2 separate regions of the Homo sapiens genome follow, and region 1 is linked to region 2. The links are chromatin contacts, found by Hi-C or POLR2A ChIA-PET in ENCODE. All regions are on one chromosome and are shown on one strand. Each heading gives the region's core, a stretch centred on a gene start or an enhancer-like site at or near the end of the contact. The rest is flanking DNA. Distances are from core to core; before and after follow the strand shown. Region 1 holds the start of ARHGEF2-AS1 (ARHGEF2 antisense RNA 1). Region 2 has its middle 17 kb from the start of RIT1.

Region 1 (5,334 bases), core at 2,783-5,282, 98 kb before region 2:
AGGAGAATCTCTTGAACCCAGGAGGAGGAGGTTGCAGTGAGCTGAGATTGCGCTACTGCACTCCAGCCTGGCAACAAAAGCAAAACTCCATCTAAAACAAAACAAAACAAAACAAAAATTTAAAAGTTAGCTGGATGTGGTGGCATGCACCTGTAGTCCTAGCTACTCAGGAGGCTAATGTGGGAGGATTGCTTGAGCCTGGGAGGCGGAGGCTGCAGTGAGGCTTGAGGGTGACAGAGGGAGAGAGATCCTCTCTCCAAAAAAAAAAAAAAGAAGAAGAAGAATTCAACCGGGTGGGCACAGCTGAGACAAGGCTAGGAGGTAGAGGTTGAATACAGGGTGTAAAGTTCAAACCAACTTTCTTCTTCTGGGAGGTCCCTGAATTCCAGAGCTCACAGTATCTACGCAGTGTCCCTGCCTCCCCGTCACGGCCTCTCAGTTTCTGTCCTATTTCCAGCCCCCGTTCCCCTTTTCCTAGTATATTTCCAGTTCCTACTCTTCTCTCCACCCCAGCTTTTCACAGTATTTTTGTCAACCTCCCTCTGCCTCCAAATCTCAGCTTTGGAGGCCACTGGTTGGGAGGGACCCTGCCATGGCCCTTAGGCTCTGACCTGCTTCCTGTAGATCTGCTCATCCTGTTTGTACCCAACATACCTGATGGCACAGGGCCCATTTGTAGGCAGGGAGGGAGAGGATCTCTCCTGGTGGCTGGCTAAGGGGTTCCCTGTCCATTGCTCCCAGACGCGATGAGCACAGATGGGCACAGGGCCATGGCCACTCTCCTAGGCTTCTCCTTTTCTCTCCTTAGACACCCACCCAATGGGGGAATAGCATTGCCGTCTGTAGAGGCCTGAGCACCTGCCTCCCTCCCTTCCCTGTGGTAAACAGGCACACAGCCACCCCAGGCACAGCACTTTCTTTCTTTTTTTTTTTGAGACGGAGTCTTGCTCTATTGCCCAGGCTGGAGTGTAATGGCGCGATCTCGGCTCACTGCAACCTCTGCCTCCTGGGTTCAAGCGATTCTCCTGCCTCAGCCTCCCAAGTAGCGGGGACTACAGGCACGTGCCACCATGCCTAGCTAATTTTTGCATTTTTAGTAGAGACAGGGTTTCACCATATTGGCCAGGCTGGTCTCGGACTCCTGACCTCGTGATCTGCCCGCCTTGGCCTCCCAAAGTGCTGGGATTACGGGCGTGAGCGACTGCGCCCAGCCTGTGGCGCAGCACTTTCTTCTCAGCTGCTCTGGGTGGGGTGAGGGCAGTGAACAGATTGCAGTGACGGAGGAAAGTAGATTGAAGGGACAATAACTGATAACCTGGACTTCCCTGGGGTGGTTAAGACAACCTGGAGAAGGTCTGACAGCCCCACAGAAAGCCTTGAAAGAGGGAAGGTTTTGGGTCCCGGCTTCCTGATCCTTCTGGGCACTCCTGATGTCTAAGTAGCTAGAAGTGGTCCCAGGAGAAAGGGAGCCTGGGAGACTCATTAGAGCAGAAGGTCGAGAGAGACATGGCCTAAGAGTGAAGTGTACAGAGGTATGCAGTAAATGCTATTTCCCTTCCTGCCCTTCCTGCCCCTGGTACTCTGGGACTTGGCACTTCTTTCTGGAGTGGGGCTTATCATTTTCAACTTTAAGAGCACCTGAGGGTTCTTAATTCTGAGACACACTGAGGCAAGCCATGATGCCAACCGGGAGTGTTGGGCACTGAGAACAACGCCCATTTGGGAGAGAGTGGAGGAAATGTGTGCTCTGTGGCTGATGCTTGGAGCCCTTCTCTTTGCACCATGGAGAGAGGTCAGACTGGCTTTCACTCTGCATATGACCAGACTCTTAGAAGAAGAAATCATGCCGGGCATGGTGGCTCACACCTGTAATCCCAGCACTTTGGGAGGCAGAGGTGGGCAGATCACCTGAGGTCAGGAGTTTGATACCAGCCTGATCAACATGGAGAAACCCCATCTCTACTAAAAAAAAATACAAAATTAGCTGGGCCTGGAGGCGCATGCCTGTAATCCCAGCTACTCAGGAGGCTGAGGCAGGAGAATCACTTGAACCCAGGAGGCAGAGATTGCGGTGAGGTGAGATCACGCCATAGCACTCCAGCCTGGGCAACAAGAGTGAAGCTCCATCAGAAGAAGGAGAAGAAGAGGAAGGGGGAGGAGAGGGAGAGGGAGAAAGAGAAATCACAACACTTTATCACTCATGAACCTTTTCTCCCTGCTACTTTTTTCTACCTTTTTTTTTTTTTTTTTTTTGAGATGGAATCTTGCTGTTGTCATGCAGGCTGGAGTGCAATGGCACAATCTTGGCTCACTGTGACCTCCGCCTCCCAGGTTCAAGTAATTCTCCTGCCTCAGCCTCCCAAGTAGTTGGGATTATAGGCGCCCGCTACCACGCCCGGCTAATTTTTTTTCTTTTTTTTTTGAGACAAAGTCTCGCTCTGTCGCCCAGGCTGGAGTCCGACCTCAGCTCACTGCAAGCTCCGCCTCCTGGGTTCATGCCATTCTCCTGCCTCAGTCTCCCGAGTAGCTGGGACTACAGGCACCCGCCACCACACCCAGCTAATTTTTTTGTATTTTTAATAGAGACGGGGTTTCACCGTGTTAGCCAGGATGATCTTGAACGCCTGACCTCGTGATCCGCCCACCTCAGCCTCCCAAAGTGTTGGGATTACAGGAGTGAGCCACCGTACCCGGCCTCCCCCTGCTACTTTATCTGCCTAAAATCCTCTCCCTCTACCCTGGCCAAATCCTAACCACTTTACCCTTCCAGGCACATCTCAAAGGCCATCTGCTTATTTCTGTTTCCTCCTCCCCTTTAAAAACAAAAACAGGCCCAGCGCAGTGGCTCACGCCTGTAATCCCAGCACTTTGGGAGGCCAAGGCGGGCAGATCATGAGGTCAAGAGATCGAGACCATCCTGGCTAACACGGTGAAACCCCCTCTCTACTAAAAATACAAAAAATTAGCTGGGCATGGTGGCAGGCACCTGTAGGCCTAGCTACTCGGGAGGCTGAGGCAAGAGAATGGCAGAATGGCATGAACCCGGGAGGTGGAGCTTGCAGTGAGCTGAGATTGCGCCACTGCACTATGGCCTGGGCGACAGAGCGAGACTCTGTCTCAAAAAAAAAACAAAAAAACAACGAAACAAAAAAAACAAGGCCGAGCACGGTGGCTCACGCTTGTAATCCCAGCACTTTGGGAGGCTGAGGCGGACGGATCACCTGAGGTTGGGTGTTTGAGACCAGCCTGGCTAACATGGTGAAACCCCATTTCTTCTAAAAATACAAATTATCCAGGCATGGTGGGGTGTGCCTGTAATCCCAGCTACTCGGGAGGCTGAGGCAGGAGAATCGCTTGAACCCAGGAGGCAGAGGTTGCAGTGAGCTGAGATCGCACCATTGCACTCCAGCTTGGGCAACAGGAGCGAAACTCTGTCTCAAAAAACAAAACAAAACAAAACAAAAGCAAACAGTGTCTTACTCTGTCACCCAGGCTGGAGTGCAGTGGCATGATCATAGCTCACTGCAGCCTTGAACTCCTGGGCTCAAGTGATCCTCCCACCTCAGCCTCCCAAGTAGCTGGGACTATAAGCACGTGCCACCACACCCGGCTAACATTTTGTTTTTTTGTGGAGACAGTGTCTCGCTATGTTGCCCGGGCTGGTCTAGAACAGCTGGGCTCAAGCAATCCACCCACCTCAGCCTCCCAAAGTGCTGGCTGAGCCACCGCACCTGGCCTTTTTTGAGTCTCCCAACTGGTCACGTGCCCTCACTCCTTTAACAGCCTAAAGCCTTTTGTTGAAACTTCTCTTGTGGCATTTGGCATATGTGAGCCAGTTATGGAGTCATCTGTGATTTGTTCTTTTGCTTGTTCACACACACACACACACACTCACCCACTCACTAGACTCTGATTCCTTGAGGATAGGAACAATATCTATTTCTCTTTGCTTGGCTTTCTGCTATATAAGTCCTCAGTAAATGGAATAAGAAGGAGACAATGAGGATCTCTTTATGTACTAGAAAGGACACTGAACTGGGATCCAGAAAACCTAAGTTCTAGCCTTGAGTCTGCAGCTAATTCACAATGTGACCCTGAGGTCACAATGTGTCACAATGTGACCCTGAGGTCACAATGTGTCACAATGTGACACATTATCCAGTTATGTGTCTCAGTAAAGTGAGTGGTGGCTAGGCACTCCTAAGTCCAGCTGACTGTGACACACTTCTAGTCCCAAGGTTTCAGAGTTCTAGAACCCTGCTCACTCTTATTTCCTGCTGACGCAGACTGGTCTGTGTGTGTCTCCCACGAACAGAGCCGTCCCAGACGTGTTCTGAGCAGGTGGAGACAAGGTGCCCGTGAGGCCACACTGGCCTCTGCCTTTCTGCAGTTGAATCCAGAGAACAACTGGAGGAAGAAGAGATGGGGAAATAAAGGAGGGGAATGGCTCGCATGCTGTACCCCTCCAAAGGTCAGGGGCTTTCCGGGCCCACGGCCGAAAACAAAGACGTCTTCAGAAGACATAGTTGGGGGCCTGGCAGGGAGCTCGAGGGCCCACTGAATACGTAAGCCCCCAGGGGACCTCCTGTACCTCCTTCCTTCCAGGCCTAGACCTTGGAGAAAATGGGAAAGTGGGAAGGAACTAGATAACTCTCTAGTCATCTCCCTCAAGAGACAACCATCCGAAGAACAACAAGAATCAAGGAGACCTGGGCCCTCAGTCCTTTCCCTGGAGAACCAGAGCTCAATCCCATTTGTGGGCCTTTGGGGGAGGATGGATGCTGCCTTCCAAAATATGCCTCTCCACAGTGGCTCTTACCTCCTTCTCTCAGGGAAGACTGAGGGTGGGAGTGGGAGGGAGGTGTGGAGTCAGGGGGAGTATCAGGACACTGGATCTTCTTGCTTCTGCCTCCCACGGTGGGTTTCATAGAACCACATAATGGTGTAATAGAACCACAAAGGAACTCAGAGAGCATATGGCACAATCTCCTCATTTTACAGATAAGGAAACTGAGGCCCAAAGAACTTTCAGAGATTTCTTGAGAGAGGTGGTCTCACGGTTGGGACATTTGGCCTGCCCCATTGCCAGGCCTTTGCCGGGCTTTTGGTTGCAGGCTGAGGACAACCCAGGATGTCTTGGATTAACTCATGGTCCCGCATTGCCACATGAGATCAGTTGTTCTTGCTCAGACTTCTGCATAGGCTTGGTGGACTGGAGCAGAGAGATCATCTCTTCCCCCTCCCTTGGAAAACCCCTGACCACTTCCCCAAAGTCAGAGGAAGTCAGAAAGAGAAGGTCCGGGGGTCAGCATGAAGAGTTCAGTGTGAGTGAAC
Region 2 (5,967 bases), core at 1,943-4,442:
TCCTGAGTAGCTGGGATTACAGGTGCGCACTACCACGACCAGGTAATTTTTGTATTTTTATTAGAGATGGTTTTGCCATGTTGGCCAGGTTGGTCTCAAACTCCTGACCTCAAGTGATCCACCCTCCTCGGCCTCCCAAAGTGCTGGGATTATAGGTGTGAGTCACTGTATCTCGCCTGTCTTTGGTTTAAAAAAGACAGTCTCCGTCTGCTAGGCTGGAGTGCGGTGGTGTGATCATGGCTCACTGTAACCTTGAACTCCTGGGTTTAAGTGAAAGATCCTCCTGCGTCAGCCTCTTCAGTAGCTGGGACTACGGGCACATGCCACCATGCCGTGCCAAATTTTTACATATTTTGTAGAGGCGGGTCTCAAACTCCTGGCCTCAAGCAATCCTCCTGCCTCAGCCTTCCAAAGTGCTGGGATTACAGGCTTGAGCCACCTCACCTGGCCCAAGAGTGGATTTTTATGTCCTCATTATTATTTAAGTTTTTTTTTTTTTTTGAAACAGTCTCACTCTGTCGCCCAGGCTGGAGTGCAGGGACACCATCTCAGCTCAGTGCAGCCTCTGCCTCCCGGGTTCAAGTGATCTTTGTGCCTCAGCCTCCCAAGTAGCTGGGATTACAAGCATGTGCTACCACGCCTGGCTAATTTTTTGTATATTTAGTACAGACAGGGTTTCACCATGTTGGCCAGGCTGGTCTCAAACTCCTGGCCTCAAGTGATCTGCCCGCCTTGGCCTCCAAAGTGCTGGGATTGCAGGTGTGAGCACTGCACCCTGCCTATTTAACATTTTTGAATGGTCAGTAACTGTCAGTGTCCACTAGAAACAGGTACTGGAGGAGTGGCATTCCATTTTTCTTTCCGTCTCTTTTTTTTTTTTTTCTTCACTTGATTTAAAAAATCATTCCCCTGGTCGGGCACAGTGGCTCATGCCTGTAATCCCAGTACTTTGAGAGGCCAAGACAGGTGGATCACGAGGTCAGGAGTTCAAGACCAGCCTGGCCAAGATGGTGAAACCCTGTCTCTACTAAAGATACAAAAATTAGCTGGGCGTGGTGGTGGGCGCCTGTAATCCCAGCTACTCGGGAGGCTGAGGCAGAGAATTGGAATTGCTTGAACCCGGGAGGCAGAGGTTGTGGTGAGCTGAGATTGCGCCATTGCACTCCAGCCTGGGCAACAGAGCAAGACTCTATCTCAAAAAAAAAAAAAAATTGTTCCCCTCTTTGATTAAATTACTCATACTTAATGGCATTCCATTTTCTAATGTAACCTCTGTTAGAATAAGTAATGGAATTTCAGGTGAAGTATTTATAAGCCTCTTCCATGTATTAAGCACTGTTTTAAAGAGCTGTGAAGGATTCAGAGGAATATAGAATACGGGCTGGCATAGTGGCTCATGACTGTAATCCTAGCACTTTGGGAGGTGGAGGTAGGCAGTTTGCCTGAGCTTAGGAATTCGAGACCAGGCTGAGAAACATGGTGAGACCCCATCTCTACTGAAATACAAAACAAAAAAAAAATTAGCTGGGTGTGGTGGCCCACACCTGTAATCCCAGCTACTCTGGAGGCTGAGGCACAAGAATCACTTGAACCCAGGGGGCGGAGGTTACAGTGAGCCAGGATCGTGTCACTGCACTCCAGCCTGGGCAACAGTGAGACTCTGTATTTAAAAAAAAAAAAGTGTATATATATATTTTTTTTGTACATGTATATTGTATATATATATACACCAAAAATATATATATGTTATTCCTGCTCTGGAGCTTAGATAAAATTTATATATGTAGCCAGGTGCGGTGGCTCACGCCTGTAATCCCAGCACTTTGGGAGGCTGAGGTAGGTGGATCACGAGGTCAGGAGATCGAGACCATCCTGGCTAACATGGTGAAACCCATCTCTACTAAAAATACAAAAAAAATAGCCAGGCGCGGTGGCGGGCGCCTGTAGTCCCAGCTACTCGGGAGGCTGAGGCAGGAGAATGGTGTGAACCTGGGAGGCAGAGCTTGCTGTGAGCTGAGATCATGCCACTGCACTCCAGCCTGGGCAACAGAGCAAGACTCCGTCTCAAAAAAATAAATAAAATTTGTATATATAAAACAGCTAGAGGTCAGTCTTAAAGTAATAAGTCATATGCTTCAAACTGGAAATGTTATAGGAATTCAAAAAGGAAGGAATTAGTAAATGTAGTAGACTCCTAATAAGTCATTGGTAGTGTTATGCCTTTTCCAAACTCGTACAGAAATTTGAAATCTTGCCAGGCACGGTGGCTCATGCCTGTAATCCCATCACTTTGGGAGGCTGAGGCAGATGGATCACTTATGGTCAGGAGTTCAAGACCAGCCTGGCCAACATGGCGAAACCCTGTCTCTACTAAAAATACAAAATTAGCTGGGTGTGGTGGCATGCGCCTGTAATCCCAGTTACTTGGGAGGCTGAGGCAGGAGAATTGCTTGAACCCGGGAGGCAGAGGTTGCGGTGAGCCAAGATCGTGCCACTGCCCTCCAGCCTGGGCGACAGCAAGACTCCATCTCAAAAAAAAAAAAAAATTTTTTTTCAATCAACTTTTGTTTTTTAAGTTCAGTCTCCATAGAGATTGTCAAAAATTGCCAATGCCAGGGTATTGGGAAAAGTTTTCAATTAGCAATAATCATGCCTCATTGGCTATAATCCTGTCACTGTACAAAGCTGTCCAATCAACTTTTAAACATATGCCAGGCACAGGGCTCACGCCTGTAATCCCAGCAATTTGGAAGGCTGAGGTGGACAGATCACAAGGTCAGGGATTCAAGATCAGCCTGACCAACATGGTGAAACCCCATCTCTACTAAAAATACAACAAAAATTAGCCAGGCATGGTGGTACGCGCCTGTAATCCCAGTTACTCGGGAGGCTGAGGCAGGAGAATCACTTGAACCCGGGAGGTGGAGGTTGCAGCGAGCCAAGATTGCGCCACAGCACTCCAGCTTGTACGACAGAGCGAGACTCCATCTCAAAAACAAACAAACAAACAAAAAACCATGAGTTGGCCTTGAGACAAAACTACTGAAATGTTTTAGCTTTATCTAATAATGTTTGCTTAAAAAAAAACTCATGATGAGCAGCTTTTGGTTCAGTGCATACATTCCACAGCACACGTGATCATATCATGAAGTCACTCAGTTTTTTGAACAAAAGCTGCTGCAGTGGGGACATGTGTCATTTCCTGCCCTTCCTGGAGCTAGTTATTGCCAGAGTTTATTGCAGTTTTCTCTGAGCCAGAAGAAAAACTTTAGCTCCAAAACATCTCCCACAAAATGCTTTCCCTAGTTTCCTGGCAGAGGAGTGTGCAGGTGAGGGGGCAGAGGCAGAGAAATGTATGGCTTTTATGAGGATGGGTCCAAGTGCTCAATACACTGCAATCCAACATAAAATCTCTGCTGCCCAGGAAGGCATGTACATCAATCTAGTCAGCCAGAGAATTAAATTGTGCATTCCCACCCAAAACATTCTGGACACTCTTATTTTCATGTCCTTAGACTCCCGAAGAGAAATACATGGGTCTAGTTGCAACTAACACACACCTACCACCATCATCAAAAAACACAAAACCAAAACCGATCATTATACCAAACTTCTTTTGAAACTCCAACTCAGAATAAGTAGGAAGAAGAGACAGCCTTTTCAGGTTTGCTTTAAGTCTGCTTCCCAGACAATATTTTGTTCCCTGCCTGCCTGCCTTTCTTGGGTATCCGCTGCATGCCAAGCAATGTGTTGGCATTGGGAATTCAACAGTGAATTTAAAAAAAAGCTCACAGTTCTTAGAGTCTCAGTTCTTTTCAGTGGGCACCTCTAATTCTAACGTGCAAAATCTGACACAGATTTGGATTGAATGGTGGGAGAATGAGAAGGAGTAAGGGACACATAGCAATTTCAACTGCTTGGTAAACAATAACTAAATGTTAACTTGGAAAAAAGCCTGAGAAGAAGCTGATTTGATGTGAGTGAATGTAAATCATGAAAATATCCAGTTTCATCCGGGTGTGGTGGCTCATGCCTGTAAACTCAGCACTTTGGAATGCTGAAGTGGTACGGTCACTTGAAGCCAGAAGTTCAAGACTAGCATAGGCAACATAGCAAGACCCCCATCTCTACAAAAATTTAAAAACTAGCTGGGTGTGCTGGTGTGTGCCTGTAGTCCCAGCTACTTGAGAGGCTGAGGTGGAAGGATTGCTTGAGCCCAGAAGGTGGATGCTGCAATGAGCTATGATTGTGCCGCTGTACACCTGCCTGGGTGACAGTGTGAGACCCTGTCTCAATAGATAGATAGATGATTGATTGATAAATAGATAGATAGATAGATAGACAGACAGACAGATAGCTACATAGGCTGGGCGTGGTGGCTCACGCCTGTAATCCCAGCACTTTGGGAGGCCGAGGCAAGAGGATTGCTTGAGCACAGGAGTTCCAACCAGCCTGTCTCCACAGAAAATTTTTTTAAGTTAGCCAGGTGTGGTAGCACGTGTGTCGTGGTGGTGCATGCCTGTGATGCCAGCTACTCAGCTACTTGGGAGGGTGAGGTGTGAGGATTAACCAAGCCCAGGAGGCTAAGGCTGCAGTGAACCATGTCACTGCACTCCGGACTGGGCAACAGAGCAAGACCCTGTCTCAAAATGTAAATAAGAAGAAAGAAAATGAGTTTTTCTCCTTATGGCCCTGTCAGAGGCTTTCAATTAGATTGAGATTTAATGTACTGTCTGGGCATGGTGGCTCATGCCTGTAATCCCAACACTTTGGGAGGCTGAGGTGGGCGGATCACCTGAGGTCAGGAGTTCGAGACTAGCCTGGCCAACACGGTGAAACCCCGCCTCTACTAAAAATACAAAAATTAGCTGGGTGTGGTGGCACATGCCTGTAATCCCAGCTACTCGGGAGGCTGAGACAGGAGAATTGCTTGAACCTGGGAGGCAGCGGTTGCAGTGAGCTGAGATCAGGCCATTGCAATCCGGCCTGGGTGGCAGAGCAGGACTCTGTCTCAAAAAAAAAAAGTAGTATTTGAGGTGAACTAACCAGCTCCCCAGGCTTAGACACAAGACTTGCTCATGAATTCCCATACTTTTATTCAAAATTTTCTGTTAGCGCATCTAATCCTGGGCCTGTTGAGCCTTAGGACTTCCTTTAGGACTTTGTTTCCTGAAGGCCAAACAGAGTTTTGAGCATTTCTTAGAGGTGTCCAGAAGGTGGTATTGACCCTAGTATAGACAGTGTTAGGCAATTGGGATGTTCACCAGTTTGCCGTCTCGTAAAAGTTATACTAGTTAAGAATCGATATTTTCTCAGCTTTCTGAAAAATGATGCCCTATGTGTAAACTTACATTGCTCTTGAAGTATTCAAAGAAAAGCCCAGGCTGTTTGCCTTTTCAGACCACAAGGTATGGGGGATGGATGAGAGCAGTACTGGAGGCCCTTACTAGGTGGGCACTAGTCTTTTTTTTTTTTTTTTTTTGAGACGGAGTCTCACTCTGTCGCCCAGGCTGGAATGCAATGCTGTGATCTTGGCTCACTGCAACCTCTGCCTCCCGGGTTCAAGCGATTCTCCTGCCTCAGCCTCCTGAGTAGTTGGGATTACAGGGTGTGCCACCACGCCCGGCTAATTTTTGTATTTTTAGTAGAGACGGGGTTCACCATGTTGGTCAGGCTGGTCTCAAACTCCTGACCTCGTGATCCACCTGCCTCGGCCTTCCAAAGTGCTGGGATTACAGGCATGAGCCACCGTGCCCAGCTGATAGTGGGCAACTCTTTTCTGGGAGTTTGTTATAAGGAGATCACATGAAAAAGCACCTTGGAGTGAGAGGTCTATAGAAAACAAGGTACAGTGGCTGGGCGCGGTGGCTCACGCTTGTAATCCCAGCACTTTGGGAGGCCGAGGTGGGTGGATCACGAGGTCAGGAGTTCGAGACCAGCCTGACCCTGGTGAAACCCCTTCTCTAC

The links. Hi-C counts contacts between places; a loop is a spot of excess contacts on that map. ChIA-PET counts read pairs that join two places held with the same protein, here RNA polymerase II (POLR2A). Pooled maps may share reads with other maps.
Region 1: a pooled map shows a loop between it and region 2 (3-fold over the local background). The contact joins the promoter of ARHGEF2-AS1 here to the enhancer-like site in region 2. A Hi-C loop is called at or near these places in 6 of 50 pooled maps. POLR2A ChIA-PET finds 5 or more read pairs at or near these places in 10 of 52 experiments (AG04449, BJ, GM12878 and 7 more).

Annotation. Positions count from the first base shown.
Region 1 is chr1:155,990,072-155,995,405 of GRCh38, reverse strand. It overlaps ARHGEF2-AS1 (ARHGEF2 antisense RNA 1), which reads right to left and starts at 4,032. Exons shown (of 2, transcript XR_001738248.2): 1 at 3,896-4,032. RefSeq lists an enhancer at 5,117-5,186.
Region 2 is chr1:155,891,001-155,896,967 of GRCh38, reverse strand. It overlaps the pseudogene LOC124904686. Among named protein-coding and RNA genes, the nearest start is that of RIT1, 17 kb to the left of the region's middle. Within about 2 kb of position 3,192, at least 17 of the 41 ENCODE cell types and tissues checked have a DNase peak (open chromatin) inside an H3K27ac peak, as active enhancers do; they include HCT116, OCI-LY7 and PC-3, where a contact is called at or near this core.